Regions from separate parts of the Mus musculus genome. Here region 1 is linked to region 2. A link is a loop called in an ENCODE intact Hi-C map of the cell type or tissue named here. Cell type or tissue: heart. All regions are shown on one strand. Links, peaks and the distances in the headings refer to the core of each region. The heading gives the core; the rest is flanking DNA. Region 1 overlaps Igf1os (a long non-coding RNA gene). Region 2 has its middle 130 kb from the start of Pah.

Region 1 (10,441 bases), core at 4,216-6,715, 190 kb after region 2:
CAGGTAATAAGTAGAGAGCAACAAAGGCAGACATCTAATGTTCTGCTCTGGCCTCCATATGTGTGTACATTGGTTTGTGCACCTAAACACTCGTGGGTGTGCTCATACATAAACAGAGGAAGAAATAGATCATTTAAACTAAAGCTACGTTTCACAAGGATCACTGTGCCCACATCTTGGCATACAGTGTAAAAGTGCATGGCTAGAAATAGGCCATACACCTTTTCTTTATTATTTGATTATTTGTTTTTATTATTTTGTTTTTATTCAATGACTCCAAACAAAAAGGAATGGATTTGCTGCAACTCCAGTCATACTACTTGTGAAACAAATTAAGAAAGAAACAAACAAACAGAAAAAAAAACCCACAAGCTACCAGTCTGGGCACTTTAGGTCAGATGTGGCTCTTGATAGTGAGTGAATTGAGCAACTAGCTGATTAATTCCACTTTGTATACAGAGGCTGAGACAGCAGAAAAAAAAGTTTGCTAGTTTCATAAGAATATTAGTTCCTCTAATGCTATCCCTTGCACCCTGGAGAAGGCACCAGTTCTTCAAAATGTGGATGCATGCTAGTTAGACACTTTATGATACCACAATACCCAGGCAGATACTGAGATATTCCAGCTAACCTAGCAGAGGCTCAAGCATGCCACGGCCAATGAAGGACTTGGCTCAAGGATGAAAATATTGCTACTCACAGCCTGCTATCAAAAACATTTAATGTGAAGCTAGAGAGATGGTTCAGCGATCTCTTACAGACGATCCAAGTTCAGATCCCATATGGAAGCCCCTTCCCCCATGTGGAGGCTCCTGGCCATCTGAACTCCTGTTTCAGAGGATTCTATGCCTTTCTCTGACCTCCATGGGCACCAGGCATGCATTCAGTACACATACATATGTACAGGCAAACCACTTATACATATCAAATACAACAAATACATTTTTTTAAAGAACATTTGGTCTAGCCTGAGCTAAAATCTATTTGTCATTTGAGTTTGGCACTTACAAGCCACCATGTCTTTGAGTCACAGGAAGGAGTCAACCACTGAACAAAGCAACACAGAGAGAACCCTATCCTACTGACTTAAAGGGATAATCCCAAGACAAGGGCATTGTCACCATGCCTTGGGAATCCCTCTTCTTTAGGATTAGAAGGTAGAAAATAGTCACTGGGAAACATTTGTGTTTTAATAGACTTACTGTATACATACGAAACCAGAATTCCATGCCACTCAAAACTTTAAATTTAAATTATGTAAAGATCAAGAAGTTCATGCCTTTAATATTCACACAATAAAACATTACAATTTTAAAATGTCCCTCTTCCATCTTCTCTGCATTTTTTTCTTCTATTTTCAGTTTCTATGGCAAAACAATCAATCGTTGTTTCTAGCTTCTTGGTATCCTTTTTTATTATTAATTATTTTTCTACACTCCATATCCCCTCCCCCGCACCCGCCTGTCCACCTTGTTCCACATCCCATAACTCCTCCCCACCCCATCTCCACATGGATGTCCCCATCGCCCCCACCCCCCACCCCACCTGACCTCTAAACTCCCTTGGGGCCTCCAGTCCCTTGAGGGTTATGTGCATCCTCTCTGAATGAACACAGACCTGGAAGTTCTCTACTGTATGTGCACTGGGGGCCTCATATCAGCTGGTGTATGCTATCTGTTTGGTGGCCCAGTGTTTGAGAGATCTCAGGGGTCCAGACTAATTGAGACTGCTGGTCCTCCTATAAGAACTTCTTGATCTTTACAGTGAGATCTTATGCATATGTGAAAGTGTATGTAAATATGTATTCCATATATGGCATCTCGCTGCTCTATTCAAAACATTGTGCATTCTGCTTCTTAAAACTTAATATGCTGTAGATTATTTTGCTGTTGGAGCATGGAGAAGCTTCTGGGCTTTGGCAGTCTCTCTAACCTTCAGGTCACTCAGCCTATGATTGGGATGAATTTCAAAACACCACGTGGAGCTGTTTAATCTGTTATGCCATATTGTCAATAAACCTGAAGAAAATTAAAATTGCTATCCTAATAAATGCTGAGGCCATATACAATATTTACTTACTGAGCTAATATGGCAAGGAATAGTCTTGTGTGCATGCGTGTTTATCAAGCACATAAGTTTATATAAAAGTGTGAGATTACTGCATGGAAGAACTGGTGCTTTAATTTTTCTGAAAGATACTGACAAGTTACTATGGTAGGTTTTCTTTTGATGCTCCCCTTGCTCAGTCACTTACAGTTTTCCATCATAGACATGTGTGCCACTCTGTCTGGGAGATTTCTCCAACAGTAAAGACATGGTCTAAACTATCCACAGGGCAGATCAGAATTGTTGAGGACTGGACATTCCCAAGAGCAGCCCTCACTCATTGGCATATACACATGATGAATAAATGACCCAGTTTGTTGTTTGGCCAGACAATTCTGTACCATCTCTCAAATGTGTCCAGTGGCATTGAGTCTCATATTATCATAACAAAAATGTCTCATTAATATATCCTCCTGTGTCTTTATCTCCCTCTTTCTTTCTTTTCTTTACTAGGGTTACTTGGAATCACCTTTCAGATAAACTCTTTGTATTTCTGAACTTGTCTTTCAGGACTTATGCATTGCAAACTTAATTCCTAGTGCAGTATAGGAGGGTGGGACCTAATGGGAGGTTTGTAAGTCAAGAGAGTTCCATCCTCAGGTTCCTGGCACCTTCTCTTAGCTTATCACTCTATGTCACTTAAAGAGAAAGATAGAAGGGTATTGCAGACACTAGCACATTGGTTTTGAACTACTTAACATGTCAGATGCCTCCCAGGCCTGTGAATCATGTCAGATGAGATTCCCAATCTCCATTACCTTCATTTTTTTTCCACCTTTAAATTGACACCTCTCACCATCCATTTGTTTCTATAGCAAAATGCCCAAGGCCTGGCATTTTCTAAAGAAAGTAGTTTTAGTTAGCTTGGTTTTAGTGGTTGAAATTCAACATCAGGTGGCCCCATACTTGTCACCCTTTGGAAGAGCCTTCTGACTCAGCCAATAACATGGCAAAAAGATGGTGTCACATGTTGAAGTCGTGTGTGTGTGTGTGTGTGTGTGTGTGTGTGTGTGTGTGTGTGTGTTTTAGAGAGAGAGTTGGGAGGAGGGAGAGAGAAAGAGAAAATGAGCCTTTCTTCATAAATGAGCTTTATATATGTATTTATAGAATATTATTTATATAAAAATATTTATATTATATAATTATATATTTATATATTACTTATATATTATATTTTATATGTAATTATCTATCATATGTATATATGATTATAACTGAGCTTTATAATCACCTAGTCTTCAGGAACCTACTAAGTCTCTTAAGACCTAAATTATTCTTTCAAATTGGGCATCAAACTTTTATAAGTATGGTTCCTTTGGTGACCTAATGCTCAGATCCCACAAAGCGCCACCTCTCAAAGATTTTGTACTGGTTGGTTTTGTGTCAACTTGACACAAGCTGGAGTTATCACAGAGAAAGGAGCTTCAGTTGAGGAAATGCCTCCATGAGATCCAGCTGTAAGGCATTTTTTCAATTAGTAATCAAGGTGGGGAGAGCCCTTTGTGGGTGGTGCCATCCCTGGGCTGGTAGTCTTGGGTTCTATAAGAAAGCAAGATGAGCAAGCCAGGGGAAGCAAACCAGTAAGAACATCCCGCCATGGCCTCTGCATCAGCTCCTGCTTCCTGACCTGCTTGAGTTCCAGTCCTGACTTCCTTTGGTGATGAAAGCAACATGGAAGTTTAAGTTGAATAAACCCTTTCCTCCCCAACTTGCTTCTTGGTCATGATGTTTGTGCAGGAATAGAAACTCTGACTAAGTCAGATTTCTACCTTTCAATACCATGGGGAATCAAACTTCCAGAACGTGAGCCTTTGGAGGACAAACCTGATCACTGCAACACCAAGTTTCCTTTAAGGGGAAAAAAACAAAAACAAAAACAACAACAACAAAAACCCTCCAATACTATTACATAGCCAGAGGGAAAGCATGAGAGATGCCAATCCTAGCTAGAGAAACGCATGAATGAGGGACACTAGCAATTTGCAATCAACAGCAAAAATGCTGATCATCAAATCTTCCCCAGGTTTGCTAAGGGAAGGTGGCAGGTGCTGAAGTGAACAGAGATGTCAGGTCTTTGGAATAGGTCAGGGAGACCTGGGGCAGAAGGTGATCTTTGGAGGCTTCACATGTTGATCTAGGGTAGACAAGACAAAAAAGCAACTACAGACCAGGCAATTTTGTCATAAGGCTCCAAATGTTCTCCTGCTGTGATTTATGGACATGATTTTGTTTTACAGAGTCCTGTTTTCACAGTAAAGACACCCATTCTCAGAGCACCCATTAGTGGAGGTATTATAGTTATAACTTTATATAGCTAAACCCACTCAGCCTTCTCTGCTTCTGAACCAGGGCTGCAGAGCACTGGCAGAAAGAAGTCTCTCTATTCTTTAGTTTAATTATCAACTATAGTGTTCCCTTGATGCTCCTTTCTGAACAGTTATTGGAAAGGTCCCCCAGTGTCACTTCACCTCATCCTCTTATACTTTCTTCCTTGCTTGATGCACAGGGTCCTGTTTTCTTTTAAGGAAAAAGAACTGAGCAGTCAAAACATGGGTTCCTCCATGCACAGACGTTCCTCTTCAGAATCCATCCCTCCTCTTACTTTCTGTGCCCTCTTCCTCTGTACCTCATTTGTTTTCTCTGCTCTTCTCCACCCCATGCGGCTCTTGCCTCTGGTTCTCCTCCTCTCTTGTGTTTCTCAGGATCTCGCTGCATTTCTCAGACGCTATCAGATAAGTGTCCTCAAACTCAGCCTGCATGTGGATAGAAAGGCTTTCGCTGGCACTCCCTGTAGCTGGCTTTCTTGCTTCTTGGCTCTCATCTCTCAGTTAACAGATTGAACTACCATGTCTGCCCCACACTGCTTCCCAGCTGCCCACATGTTCCTCCATTCAATGTAACACAGATAAACTCTTTTCCCACATTTTCAGTTCTAATAAACCTATGCCTTACTCAAAAATCTATTATCAGTGTTCTCAAAGGTGCAAACTTACTATCATCTGGGAACTTGGTAGGCATGAACTTACTGACCCCATCCAACATCTGCAGGGGATGAAACCCAGTAATTTGTCCTTTATCAAGTTCCTTGAATAATTTCATTGTACACTTTTAATTTAAGCTCCATATTGCTAGCCCCCTTCTTTCTCTTTTTTGAGTGTGTGTGTCCCATGCACATGAGTATATGGATGTGTACACATATGCATATACCTACAGAGGCCAGAACAGAATGTAAAGTAGACTCTTCTGTCACCCTCTGCCTTGTTGCCTTGAGACAGGGTCACTCGCTAACTAGAAGTTCACTGTTTGGGCTGGTCTGGCTGCCCAGTCACATGTGCCATGCCTGGCTTTTAACTTAGAGTCTGGAGACTGAAACTCAAATCATCCTGCATGCAGAACAGGCAATCTCACTGAACCATCTTCCCAAGCCTCACTTCTTTTCTGCTACGCATGGTTCCTTGTTTTCTATCAACTTAATTTCTTTCCTCCAATATCTGCCTTTCCTCAATGTATCTGCCTTCCAAGCATTCATTAAATACATTTATAATTCCTTTTGTTCTAGCCGTACATTATCTATTCTGTGCAAGTGAATTCCTCCATTCAGATCATTCAGTTACAGCTTGTATTAGCCCAGATTCTACTGTTTTTAAATGGAAGAGAAGGTAATTAAAGTTAAGGAAGATTGATCAAAATTAAAGAAAAGTCAGAATGTGTTTACCATTTTAACATGTGTGTTAGACATGAACTTATCCCATCCAAGATCTATTGGAGGTCCAAGGTCTTAAATAAAGTCACCAGGACCTGGCTGCTTTCTTTTTGTCTCCTGTCTGTTTTCATTTGAGTTGGCATTGCTTTTAGTCCAGGCCCCTGGAGACCTCCAACATGTTTGCTCACACTTCTAGGCTTCACTAGTTTATGTGACCACACTTAAGCCATCATTGATGGCAACAGTGTAAAAAACAGTTGACACTCTAAGCTGGAGTCACATCACTGCTCCTGATGGAAGGTGTGAGAGAAACTTCACTCACTATATGCAAAGGCATCCGTTGTCTTGTGGCACTGGCAATCCAAAAGGAGATATAGATAAGGAAAGGGTCAAAATAAACTGTCAGCTACTGGCATAAAAGAGTAATGGATACAGAAGGATAAGGGTGCAGAAGAGAGGGCGCATATTGCTCCTCCGAGAATTTTGAGATGGCCCTAACTGGAGGTTCATCAATTCTCGATGCCTATTCTCTTTGCTATGGCCTCCACTGTAATTCCAAGTTCTACTTCTTAAACTGTTATGTCCAGTTGCCTACATGCCTCATCCTTCCACATGGAAATGGAAATGTCTTAAATGGTTGTTAGTACATCCCTTCCCTCCGTTTGCTTTGCACTTCTTTTCTTAAACAGGGATTTTTATAGATGAGAGGAGCCGGCATCTTCTTTTCTCTATCCTCTCATCTTGAAGATAATAAATATAAAGAGGACAATGGGAACTACAAAAAAAATTAGGAAAAGTGTGAAGCATCAGGAATGAGTCTTGGGGGTGTTGAAGGGAAAAGGCTAGCAAGGCAGAGAGAGGCTTTCCTACTGCATCTTCTCGGAGGAAGCCTTCTGGATAAAATCTTAAATTTAGAAATGACTACCTTCACCCATTTCTTCCAGTTTCTACCTGGTAGGCATAGATACAGGCAGTGGTAATTTTCCCAGCTAATGGCACTTTGCAAATCCTGCTCATTTTACCTCTTAAAATATGTCTAGAATTTTCCCATTGGCTCACATGACTGTGGTCACTTCTATAGTCCAGGCTTCAACATCCATTCTGGTTTTTTTGTTTGTTTGTTTGTTTTACTAATCTCTTATCTGAGTCCCATCTAGTCTCCTTTCATCTGGTTTTATCATCTCTCTGAATACTCTCCATGTTATTCCCAGCACCCTTAGATTTCTACTAGTTGTGCTGAATGAAGACTGGAGCTGTCTGGCCATATCTCTAAAGTGGAGCCACTCAGCCAGATTAGGTTTTTCTCTGACTTCAGCTGCCTTAAGTGCAAGCATGAAAGAAATTCAGATGGTGTCTGTTTTTGACAAAATTGGGGAAAGGAGGAACGAACAAAGTAGATCCACACAAGAGCTGAATTATGAGAATGCTTCGTGGAATTTAAGTTGGTAAATTGGCAACTGAGGCCACAAGGAGACAGTGATCAGGGAAGCGGAATGGAGGTAAAGAATGGGCATGATTGAGGATAGATTTCCATATGACTGATAGAACATATGCAGCTGGATGGCTTAATTAGACTCTAGAGAAAGAGAATGGAGACTAAAAGGTGAGGTACAGGTGGAGGAGAAAACTAAATGCAAGGAGACAAAGGAGCTGAGAGGATCCTCAGCCACATGACGACGTAGATGGATGCTGATGTAGCCAAGAATGTTAGTAGAAACACGGATGGAAAGAAACGCAGTGTCCAGACAGTGAGTAGGTAATGAAGGTGGGCACTGACCGAGAAGACAGTGGATAAGGGCATCCCTGGGAGGAAGGTGGTCTGCCCCAACACTTGCAATCCAGAGTAGTTTAATATAGGGTCTAAACTGTGAGAAAACAGTCACAGGAAATGAGGAAGACACCGATCTGTACTCTCAAGCCCCCTGTGCATGTAAGATACAAAAAGAAAAAAGTAAATTCCACCAAGTGGATAAAATCAATAAGCATGTGGGTTTCAGAGCAAAATGGGGAAGTAAGAGAAGATGAAGAAGTAGGAGATTTTTGCTGATGATGTGCACTATGGGTCCCAGAGGATGCAATGAAAAGGGTGGGGATGGGGATGGTGCAGATTACAACAAGTTACAAGATGCATAAGATAATATTGAGGGTCTCCTGGATGAAGTGTAAAGAGGGTTTAAATGATGCAAAGTTAATCTCTATGAAGGCATTGAGTAACAGTTCTGACTGCAGCCTCCCTTTTGAGATTAGTCTTTTATCTTCCCTTTTACCTCTTATTTATTCTTCTCTCATACAATACATCCCAACACCAGCCTTCCCTCCACACACACACACACACCCTCTCCCCCAAGCCCCACTGCTCCTCTGTTTCCCTTCACAAAAGAGTAGGGATAGCAACCAAACATGGCATAGCAAGATGCAATAAGACTAGGCACAAACACTCATACCAGGACTGGATAAGTCTTAAAAGCAGTTTTCAGTGGTGAGGTTGGAAGTACTGGGAGACAGTACCATCTCACCAAGACAGGAGGAGTTCATTATTAGTCTGCTGGGGAACACACATTCTCAATGACTCACAACCTTCTCAGGGACCATTTCCATTTTCAAAGGAAGTCCTCTTCCTGAGGTAGACAGAGGGAAGAAATGTAGCGCCTTGGATTCCTGCTTCCTCAAGACCTCATTTATATGTTTATCTTGATCTTTAACTTGTTCTTCTTTCCTTATCCCAACTCCAGTCAGCCACTCATTTACCATGGGTGTGCAACCCTGGGTCTACAGATTGTGAGAACAAATACACATTAATTTTGCATGGTATTACAACACATTATCATTCACAAAGTTCCTATTCAAGAACCATACACATACACACACACACACACACACACACACACACACACACACACACACACAGAGAGAGAGAGAGAGAGAGAGAGAGAGAGAGAGAGAGAGAGAGAGGGAGAGAGAGAGAGAGAGAGGTCCAAAGTGTTTTAAGTTATTTACAATGTTGTGTTGAGCTATATTCATAGCACTCCTGGATCATGTGTGGCCTGCAGGCTATAGAATGAACATCTTTGAGAGCATTAACAATATAACAAAGATTATAGCTGAAACTATAGCAGTCATCAAACTATCAAAATCAAGTCAATGTGCAATGATAATCTCTATATTTAATGCCATAGCTTCCAAATTATACTGGTACACATTAACAAAAGGTTAGTATGGTTATTCATCATTTGAATTGAATTGAATTTGATAGGTTTAAATTCTTTGAGACAAGTATCAAGGTTGAACATTTAAATTCAGTGTTCCTGGAAGGGTAGTAAAAAAGACAGTAGATTTGGTAGCAGATGGTATTCCCAAAGCTTTGCAATCATGTTTTAGCTGGATTATTTCTTGACACTTAAATAAATTGAAGATATTAAAAATCGGTTCATACAGGTCACCTTGACCTTGTCCCAACTTTAGCAAGTCATCAGAAACTTTATATTCAGATGGCCATTGCAATGGATTCCATTAAGGAACTTTGGGGGCTAGCAATTCGTATTAAATATGTACAAATATCCTCATAGTGGCAACTTCACTCTGCTAGCCTTATTTGTGTTACCCGTAGGAGATGGGTATTGATAATCCTACTTTGATAAGTAAGAAGATTTTAGAGTACAGGTAATATGTTCAAAGGCCCACAGCCAGTGACTGCTAGAATTTTTTTCTGGTCTCCTTACGTTCTTGTTTTTGTTAAGATGAGGTTGGGCTATGCATAACCATGCTGGCCTCAACTCCTGATCCTCCTGCATCTGCTTCGTGCGTGCTGGAATTACTGCCATGGACCACCACACCATCTTCAGGCTGTCTCCAAGAGAGACTGCAAAGCCAGAAAGGACAACTGACTAGCTCGAGGCCGGAGAACTACAAGCTGATGCCTCTAGTACTTATTTAGGAAACACTGTCTTTTGTCAACATAGTGCTTTACTTTCTGTACTTGAATTATCTTAAAGCCTGGCCTATTTCCTAAAAGCCTGTTTCAAAATTTCTCTTACTTTAGTGTGGCCAATTTTCTGGGTACAGAAATGTAAGAGAAACTTTCCCCAAACAAGTACCTATCCTGTTTCCCCATAAAAAGCAACATCAGCGAATGTATGTGGCATGGTAGTACCCACTTCTTCATTTTCTTGAGAAGTTTGGGGTCACTGCACCCAGTTATTATGTGCAGAACTCCTTATCAGATCCCACTCTCTCCACCTCCATGAGCTATGATATCAATAGAAAGTTGGACATTATACTGTTTCCAATGCAAGTCCCTTCCAGCTCTAACATTTCAACATCCTGAAGTGTTCTGACCTTTAAAATTAGGATGCAAAGGAACAGGTTTCCTCTGTGCATTCACACACACACACACACACACACACACACACACACACACACACACATACACACACACACACACACACACACACACACACACACACACACACACACACGTCTTAGTTCTCCTTCCCTACTCTCCCACACCTGCACCTTAAATCCTTCAGTATTCCTCTCTGCCACATGTCCATGTCACATGTCCATGTCACATGTCCATGTCATGTGTGTTCTATTACCCTCTCCACCACGCCTTCGTCACATGCCATGTCACTC
Region 2 (10,441 bases), core at 2,645-5,144:
CAAGTTCAGGTAGCACAAGCTATAACATTTGCACAATGATCAATCACTAATGATGCAACCTCAGCACATAGTCCCATCAATAAGAGATGTATCACTTACATAAATATAGTTAATACAGTTAATAAAACACAATTCATATGTATTAGAAGGAAACCAAAACATGTCGACCTATGGTTTGGCAGATACCATTGCTCAGCTGGAAATTAAAATAAAGGGGATTAAGTGGAATATATTTGTTTCGTTAAGTGTGTGGCACAACCCATATCCCAACCATAATATGTGGGCAATGCTGGTGCCTATAGCAGACTGGATGTCCAAATAGTCCCTGTTACAGCTTCGGTGTAAAATATCCTCCCCAGACCCCGCAGCTGGCAATGCTGCTTTGCAAGTTTGTAGAAACTTCAGGACTAGCCCCTGGCTGGAAGAAGTGAGTTTCTAGGGTACTGACCCTGAAGTTCACAGCTCAGTCGCCATGCTTCCCTTGAATTGATGGACTGTGCCTTCAATCCATGAGTTAGAAAACATCCCACTTTCCTTAAGCTGCCGCTTGCTGGGGCTTTGGCTACAGCAAAGAGAAAAGTAGCTGACATAGCTTCTGATGGAGGAAATTATAATCAGGAAAAACCTTTTGAAAAAGGTTTCAGCTTAATCTGTGGTTAATTTCCTCAACACACAGTTCAAAGATAAAAGAGGCCACTACATGGATTAGGAACAAGTTCACAAACTAAGATTGGAGCACCAGCAAGAAGGCGCATGGTGGTGGGGGTGGGGTGGGGCTGGGGTGGGGGTGGGGTGGGGGTGGGGAATGGGATACCAAACAGAGTTCGGTTTATTGAATAAATAGACTCAGTGACAGTCAGACCCTCTCGGGTCCTATATGTCCAAGTTCTGTGTTAAAATTAATGGAGTGAAGCAACTTTCAGTCCTTTAGCTTTAAGAGACCCAGTTGTTTAGTTTGTTTTATTTTGGAGAGTTCTGGGCAGAAAACAAGACGTCAGTGCCAGAGATGCCCGGGCTCCTGTGCGGCTGGACTTGGTAATGACTGCCTTCGAGGCATTCATTTCAGCTAAGAGCCACCATCCCTGTCTCCAGCTGAGACCCATCAAGGTGAGCTCATCACCCCATTCATTTCCATCTTATTTCATGTGGAAAAGAAGACTGTGTTCCCCAACGATAGAAATGGGATGTCGATACAGAATAAAACTTGCTCATAAAAGAGAAGGAAAATTATGTCCCCGGGCCACTGGTTCCTTTACTATCTGTGCTAATAAATTTGAAGCCCTGGGAAAGTTCATTCAGATGTCTGAACTTCATGTCTCTTAACACTGAACATGAGAATGATGGTGCTAATCACCATAGCTCCTAGCAGGACAATGATTATAACATACAGTATAATCACCACGTAACAGGAGCCTGTTTGTTCCCATGTATTTTCATGGATGCCATTCTTTTTATGAAGATTATTGTTTATGTTGCTAATGGAATCTCAGTAGTGATACCTCAGATGGATTCTTCCAACAGCTAACTCATACAGCAGACATTTCTTAAGTTGACTGTAAAGCCAAGTACAGCAGCAGAGCACAATGATCTTCCCTATTCAGGGAACTCAGGATTCGGGGCTTAATAGGGATACAGTTGTATTCTTTAGGTACCTAGCCACTGATGTCATCAAGTATATCCACATGATGTAATCCCATCTAAACATTCTCTAGGTTTCTGGCTAACACCAATCTCCAGGAAGGCAGATACCATGCTTATATTATTTATGACTGTATTCTCTCTCTTTAGCATAGAGTCTGTCATATAAAGAGGATTCCATAAGTCAAGTATTAGTGGAGTGAAAGAAGAAATCCACGCAACAGTGAAACTTGCCCAAAACATAGTTTGAATGGCACCATCTCACAACTAGAGAAGTACAAGTAGAGTATGCTGGGCATTGTGGGTAATCATTCACTGGGTAATGAAATACTAATTCACTAAGTAAACTGCTTGAAGGTGCAAACTTATGTTTCTATTCAGTCTTAGAGCAACAGATAGGAGAGTAAAAGAAAGCACGAGTAATAAATAATACTTAGGGTTGTAAGAACACCAGTAAATCCCATCCATATACATGTTACCATGAGGCAGGCTGTGCAGGCACTACTTGTCATCATGGAGAGACCATGACTGGGCATGATCGGTAAGGCAGCATGCATATCACTTCCTCTGTCCTCATCTTCAGAGATCTTCCTTAGAAGAACTGATTAATTGTAACTCTGTCTTGTTTTCACATTCTTGTCTAGCTCTAGAAACTGCCAGTCCATCCAAGGTATGGTCTTTGCCTCTTTTCATTCCTGTGTTCTTTAGAACTGACTTGTGCATAGGCAGGAGGCTATGTGTTTTTGTTTGTTTGTTTGTTTGTTTTTATAAATAGACAGAAGGGCAATTTTTATCAACAGTCAGAAAGGAAATGTTCCAAAGTTTATGAGCAAATTTGAAGAGATGGGCTCATGGAATAAGTCTTAGATAGAGTTGAACTGTGGTAGAGAAAGAAGGGGAGAACAGAGTGCAAGGGACACACGGACCCGAGAGAAGACTGTCCACCCTGCTGGAGGCGTCACATGGCTTCCTGGTGCTTTGCAGGATCCTCCAGGCCTCGGCACCACTGACAAGAAGTTTGGATTCAGTCATCATCCAGTCATTTCATTCTAAGTTTTAGCTCTACTACAGAACATGATCTCCAGTGAACAAAGCAGAAAAATCAGAGCCTATGTGTCAAGGCGTCTATCATATAGGGTCCTCGGGTAAGTGCTTTCTTCTGTTTCTGTCAATAGCAATTGCCCAGCAAGTAACATGGCATCTTTGGAGGACAGGAGAGTTCAGTGGTCAGCAGTGTCCAGGTAATAAGTTCTACACAGCTTTCCATATCTCTATGGAAGCTTTAGTAACTCTGTTACTGTGGTGGGACCAGGAGGTGGCTAGTATCACGTTGTAGAGTGTCCTTCTAGCCCATTCTCCTGTGTGGATGAAGGTATTGCAGGGTACACTTCACAGACTGCTCTGCTATATCAGAAGCATCATCTTAGGTCTTCATGTTTAAGAACCTTTCTAGTTCAGAGGGCCCATAAGACTCTTATTTTCTATATTAGATATTTTCTTTATTTACATTTTCAATGTTATCTCTTTTTCTAGTTTCCTCTCCTAAAATCCCCTATCCACTCCCCCTCCCCCTGCTCCCCAACCCACCCATTCCAGATTTCTGGCCCTGGCATTCCCTTATATATCTTGCAAGAACAAGAGCCTCTCCTCCCATTGATGACTAGGCCATCCTCTGCTACATATGCAACTAGAGACATGAGTCCCACCATGTGTTTTCTTTGATTGGTGGTTTAGTCCCAGGGAGCTCTGGGGGTACTGGTTAGTTCATATTGTTGTTCCTCCTATAGGGCTGCAAACACCTTCAGCTCCTTGGGTACTTTCTCTAGTTCCTTCAATGTGAACCCTGTGCTCTGTCCAATGGATGACCGTGAGCATCTACTTCTGTATTTGCCAGGCACTGGCAGAGCCTCTCAGGAGAGAGCTATATCAGGCTCCTGTCAGCAAATCTTGTTGGCATCTGCAATAGTGTCTGAGTTTGGTGGTTTTTTATGGGGTGGATCCCCAGGTGGGGCAGTCTTAGAGACGTTTCTCTCTTGTCTTAATCATCTCTTCTTCCAGCTGCCTTTATCATAAATGCTCCTTGAGGTCCAGGCCTTCTTGTTTTGCACACTAGAGGGTAGTGTTGAGCCTCTTTAGAAATTCCTGCACTTGGGACAGAGGGGGGAAAAATCTGATGGATTACCCTTTCTTTTTTTGTAAATCAAAGAGGGCTAAGGGCCCAACAGCTGCTTCTCTTATATAAAAACCACCCTGATGGGCAGGATTTTGCACATAATCCCTGAATCCAGAAGTTCTTGAAAGCCATAGTTCATCTTCTCTTCTAAAATGTCTCTACTTCCATACCTAAAGGACTAAGCCCTCAAGTTGCATTTCTACAGGCTTGTGACTGGAAGCAACCCGGGGAGGGGAGGAAAGAGAGAGAGAGAGAGACAGAGAGAGACAGAGAGAGACTGAGAGAGACAGAGAGACAGAGAGAGACAGAGAGAGACAGAGAGAGACAGAGAGACAGAGAGAGAGACAGAGACAGAGAGACAGAGAGACAGAGAGACAGAGACAGAGACAGACAGACAGACAGACAGACAGAGACAGGCAGGCAGGCAGGCAGACTTTCCTTGTTTTGCTCTACATGAAGTATAACGGTGGGTGAAATAGAGTGGAAACTGATAAACTCCGTTGTATACAAGCTTCTGCATGAACACAAGTGTTTCTTTAACTATACCCAACTCTAGCCATTCTGCCTCTATCTCCGGTTCAAGAGTCTGTGCAAACTCCCTTTGGATAACCTTACATGTAGGCTCACCTACAACAGTCCTAGTTTATGTCTTTTCCTGTGGCATTCATTAATAGTCTTTTCATACACTTCCGTACAAGTCCCAGCTTGATCTATCAATTACATGACAACCAAGCTCTGAGTCAAATACGTTGGATCTGGACTCCAGCTATACTGTTCACAAGCTGTGTGACCTTGGGCAAGTCATTCATTCTCTCTGGGTTTCAGTTTTGTTCTAATGTTGGTATGATCGTAAGAATGAAATTAGTCCAGTCCTACTTAAAGAATGGCTGGCACATATTTAACCCCTCAAAAGGAGCAGCAGTTGAAATGGACTCCCAGGAAGATTCACAGTGACTGGTGTGGGCAACATTGGTGTGAGAAACCATGAGAGCCGAGGGTCAATTCTATGGAGAAAGAAATCAAAAGTGGCCATTCCTCCTTGAGTGTTTACAGCAGTAAACCTAGTGTCATTGTCACCAGCAGTTTGTAAGAAATGCAGATTCCCTGGCCCAGTCCCAGGTGCTGGGAATCAGAATCTTGAGTACAGTACCCAATAAGTTCTCTATTACTCAGGTCTTCTGGGAAACTTAACATACACTACAAACATTGAGAACCACGGAATGGATGCTTGGCAGCAAACAGGCTACACTGACTGGAGACAGGTATTGTCAAATCTTTTGTCTTCTAAGAAGAGAAAGACCTGTGGAGAAGTCCTAACCAGCAACAGGAGAACCTAATTAACAGTGCAAGTTCATGGCCACCATATTCTAGAGGCCCTGAGTTAAGCGTGGCTTTCCTTGGTGAAAGCTTACCCTAGAAGTGATGAGTGCTGGCTCGAGTCCAGATGTGCTTCACACCTGGATTTTGCTTGCTATTAAAAAAAAGACATTAAACAAAAATGACTATATGTGTATGTTCTGATTGTCTTGTTTCCCTTAAACATTCAGAAAGACTTGTCATCTCTGTGTGACTCTGCCACTGAGCCACAGGTGACTGAACACAAGCAAATCTGCTTGCCAACTGAGAGTGTACACAGCTTTGTATTGTCCCCATGAAGCTAGCCACATGGCTATTCCCATGTGACCTATCCTTTCCCTTTCCAACTGGTGACCCGAGTGCTTTCTCCTGCCATCAGAAGAAAGAAGGCCAGGGAGTTTGGATGGTTGGTTCTAGGCACGTGGCCCCAGCTCTCAGCATTCTTCTGTATGTGGAGAGAGGGCAGTTCCTGGATCTTATGAGCCAGGTCTCGGAGGACAAAGCCTTTTTGCAGAGCCTGTAGGCTGGCTTTCCTGGAATTCACATGCTCTCCTAGGATCTGAAGCCACCTAAGACATGGCTTAAAAAGCCAGCATTGTCAATTTGTCTCCCTTGTGCATTCACTGACCTGTGGCTTGCGTATTGGCCTCATGAATCCAATGTGTGTAAACCCATTTCTTTTTTCCTCGCCTTTCCCACTTCCTCCTGATGCTCAAGTAGGTGGCTTCTTTAAGGCCATGGTCATCCGTCTTGCACGAGATATAGAAAGTGACCATTCATGGGACGTGCAGCCTCAAGGTCTAGAAGTGGCTCCATTGAGTCGTCTCTTCAGAGTCTATACTATGTTTTAGGGACAAGGCATATGACCGAAAAGCGACCCTAAGCAAGAGATATGTGGTTTGTGTATTAACTGGAATTACATAAAGCAGTTATCCAAAACTAACACAATCCATAAAGTGTTTAGGGTGATGTAAAGAAGGAGGGATACAAAGTGGAAACCTCTGGGGTAGTTCACATAGAAGGGCATGGGATACATGTCAGGTGTGTCCACATCATCTGGAGTAGGGAGGGGGGAATGAAGGATGATATAAAGACTTATGGACTTAGAAAAAAAATAGAGGTGAGATTTCATGGTGACAAAAAGCAGTAAGTTATGACAAATGATGTGAAAGACCAAAAGTGCCAGTCCCATGTTTTTGGTGGCACAGTAATGCATCAATATAATTAGGCTTCATAATTAGGTTTCAAAGGACACCAAGATCATTCCTTTTGTGTAAACACCATTCATCCAAAAGGACGGGAAAGCCCTGGCCTGGAGTCCCTCTAATCTTATACTTAATTGACATTCCATCCCCTCTCCCAATTTTGTGCTTCTTTTTCTTCCTTCTCTTTATCTCATTGTCTGTGTATTCTTTCCTTGCTCTATCCCAAACCCATTTCAATATGCTGCTCACAAACTATACAAATAGCTACAGATCAAAAGACATCCAGGATAAAAACCTCCATCGCTGTGCAAAGAGAATTCAGGGGATAAAACCAAATGCCTGAGAAAAAAAAGTTTTTAAAGTAATAAGTCCTTGTCAGATTCCAATCAGCCTGGCCTCCCCACGGAGAGCTACAGGCACACCTACCCCATTCCAAAAGGCATGAGCAAAATCCCCCAGAGCTCCTCTCTTCCTGCTGTACTTTTTCTTTTGACCATTGCTGTCAAATCAGTTTTCTCATGTCATTTTAGCACCAGGCCTGGTGCATTTCTCCGTATAGTAAAAGCTAATGAGCCGTATGGCTTTTGGCAGGATCCGGCAATATACATGCTCCATTTGGAGCAGAGCAAGCCCTTGGAGTCTGTAGCTGTGTGAGCAACCTCAGGCTGTCTCCTGTGCTTCATGGGTCTGTAAATACCATAACTGTGGTCACCGTGAAGAATTATTAATATTCCAGAAGCCTGCTTTGACCCTACCCCCTACAGAGCAGGCTCTACTAACACACAGCTTCGCATTGGATCCCATCCAGTTGGAATTTATGAGTGGAAGCGGCAGACAGCCCATGTTGAAGCAAAGTCCCACCTTCGGCTGGCTCTCCAGCTCAGACCCCAAGGACATCACAGTATTTGATGAACTCAGAATGCATTTATTGGGCGCCTAACATGTGCTAAGCCTAGGTTTAGATGCCAGAGATATAGAGATGACAAAGCCCCATTCCCAGGGCCAAGAGAAAGTGATATTTGCTAAGGGGAGAGGGAAATATAAACCAGGTTTTATGTGCTAGCAAGTTTTGGGCATAGTCTTTGGTAAAACTTAGAGAAGAGTATCCATTCTTTCATTGTGTCCCTGTGAACTCTTGGTACTTACAGTGTGGCCCTCAGGCCAGCAGCTGCACCTGGAGCAGTTTAGCAATAAATCCCTGCAGCCTAATCCAAACTAGGGCTTCTAGAATGTAGGGAAACTTTAAAAAAAATCAGATATTCCCACTTATAATTTTAAGTACCAGGAGAGTCCTCTTAAAGTATCTGTTCTTGGGCTCCATCCTTATCAACTCTTGCATGATAGGTCTGAAGACTGCTTCAGAAGCCCTCTGGACACATCTGATGAAGCTGTTTTGTGGGCTGCCATTTCTGAACCAGTTTCTTCCTTGTTTCTCCAACTTGGTTGAATTCAGAATCACCGGAGAGGTTTTCCAAACTGCCCATCCTGAGCCATGAAACCAGAATCCCAGGGGTGGAATCCTTATCTGTAATTGTAAAGCTTTTTTTCAGGTGCCTAATATGGGAAGACTTCTTTTCTAAACCAGCACTGCCAGAATAGCAACCGTAAGACTTTGTTAGGCATTTCCCCAAATGCTTGGTCTTCCCCTAAGGATACTTTCTGGGGAGAATGTAGATACTTTAGGAAGTGGGGCATAGCTAGAGAAGTAGGTCACTAGGAGTGAGAATATTATCCTTGGGTTTGTACTGTCTCCCTCTCTGCTCCCAATGGTCACATACACAGTGAACAACTTTCCTCTACTACTGCACAATCCCTCTGCCATGATGTTCTCCCAAAGCCAGGGGACCAAACAACCACATTCTGAACCCTCTGAAACAACGTGCCAAAAAAATAAGTCCTTCTCTAGGTTGGTTCTGACAGGCATTCTGGTCACAGTAGCACAAAAAGTAATGAAAACAGAGTCACCAGTCACACTCCCAAGCCCGACCTGTGGACTCCGATTCTGCGGGTCCAAGACCTCAATTTGAAGAGCAGCATTCAAAACACTTTTTACAAGCTCAGCAGAACCCTAGTAATTCCAGTAGAACACCAGTGATTTGGAAATGAGACAGCTCTAGGGCTGGACCCTACCATTCCTGGCCCTACCCAAGATATTTGTCTTTGTCAAGCGGTAGAGCAAAGCTGCCTTGGGACCCTGTGCATACTTAGAGTAGACAGATTGAAAACGTACAGTCTCATAGGTAAATATTCTTAGTTTTTCTGGTCCTAGCTTGGATTCGCATCCTTGGGCTGGGATCATTCTCTGCTTGTTTTTCAAGGTAGATGGTCCTACCCACACGAACTTTCTGAGAATTCTGCTTCTTCCAAGACAGCAGTATTTTCTCACCATCTGGGGCTCAAGCCATAATGGATTTCTTTCATTTTCTCTAGTGAGTCATCTTTCTTTTGCCTCTGTCATTTGCACAAGCTGTTCTTTTTGCTTAGAATGTTCTTTTTTCCCTCCTCCCTCTGCAAGTTTTTTCTCCAAGACAGACCTCCCTACACCCCAAATGAGATCCTATTCTCTGTGGTATGTTAGTAATTAATATACCTCGGACCCTTCCTTCCTTTCATCAAACTGGTCACAGTTTGAAATTATGGACTGTGTTAATATCTGGACAATTATGCCACCCAATTCTGATTTAGATCGACCACATCTTTTACTCAGAAGCAGATTCCAGTCATTCATTTACTCAGAAGCAGATTCCAGTCACTCAGAAATCAGTTGGGACTCAGAGTAAATATGAAGCCACTCCTGTCAGGCCTGGGAGCTGGGACATCTTGCATCTTCTCACCATCTCACCCGAGATGATTGTCCACTTGCCCCAACAGGTTCCAGCCACATCCCTTCTACCAACATTGATCAGCTCTAGCTGAGTCATCTCTGCAGGTGCCACTTCATCATGACCCACTCACAGGCTTTCAGCAGTGTCAGCTCATCTGAGCCCCTGCTTCATATCCAGGAATGACCATGAGCAACGCCACTATCCTGACCCATTGTCTGAGCCCTTAGGGATCCTTCTTTCTGATACTGTTCTAGAACTGACCTGAGAATCCCCAAATTGTTCAGTCTCCAAACTCTAATAAGCTGCCAATGTTATTTTCAATGCTGTAATATCCCATGACTGTCATATATAAAATGTAAGTAAAAATACAAATTTCAAAACATTGATGGAGCATGAAATGAAATCATTTGCATCCATAGTACATAACTGGTCTATATTTAGACACATGAAATAAATCAGTGTTACTGCTTTTGATTGCTGAGTTAGAAGTAATATTCGATAATAATATTAAATGTGTTAACTGTTGGTCCTACAGCTTGATAGTACATCCAGGTTTGGAGAATAGTGCTGATTTTCATTTCTAAAATTGCATAAAGTGGCTAAAGAGTTAAGATCATTTGTACTGATCCCATGCCCTGATATGTCCTCTGTCTTCAGGTTGAGAAACTGTGCCTGTGGCTCCATCCTGAAAGCATATACTTTGGGACTGCTATAGGAATGTTAGGCATCCCTTCTTGTTTATTTTCCCTTTAAACAGACTCTGTAAAGCAAGCTAGAATGCAGATCTTTAATGTGGAAGTTACTCCTATCCAGGCATAGAAATACCAGGACATTCAGCCCATTTATTTTGTGGCAAAGAATCTGAAATATGTCAAGGCTGTGCTCCCAGAATTATGGAGTAGGTGCAAGGAGTAGGGAAAGAGAATGTCAGTGTGTATTATATCTCACCAGAAGACATAGAGAGAGTGGCAAGAAGGGAAACACATACATCTACTCTACAAATCACTGAGCAACTTATGTGCCAATGACTGCATTTGGCACGACTTGCAAACAACGTGACCACAGCCAAGCCAACTAATTTCCAGAGACCTCAGATGGTCACCTTTAAAATGGATGTAATTATAAATATCGAACTTGTTTTCAATGAGGGTGGAATGGATACAGCACTGGACACATATGGTCATTGTGGAATGAGTGCTCATGTTGCTGATCTTGGTCATGTTGAATACGGGGGCATGCAATGT

Evidence for each region. A loop is a pair of places that touch in the nucleus more often than their neighbours do. Peaks named below come from ENCODE experiments on the same cell type or tissue, not always from the same donor. Only the 100,000 strongest peaks of a DNase experiment are listed, where the experiment ranks them.
Region 1: a loop joins it to region 2, with 2.2 times the contacts of the local background. A loop is called at or near these places in 2 of 42 quality-filtered maps.

The regions. Positions count from the first base shown.
Region 1 is chr10:87,831,818-87,842,258 of GRCm38, forward strand. All of the region lies in intron 1 of Igf1os (a long non-coding RNA gene), which reads right to left. Among named protein-coding and RNA genes, the nearest start is that of n-TKctt21, 7.1 kb to the left of the region's middle. In heart, for the core only: no CTCF peak of the experiment used is centred there; no DNase peak of the experiment used is centred there.
Region 2 is chr10:87,645,528-87,655,968 of GRCm38, forward strand. No RefSeq gene overlaps it. Among named protein-coding and RNA genes, the nearest start is that of Pah, 130 kb to the left of the region's middle. In heart, for the core only: a CTCF peak has its summit at 3,752 (motif pointing right); no DNase peak of the experiment used is centred there.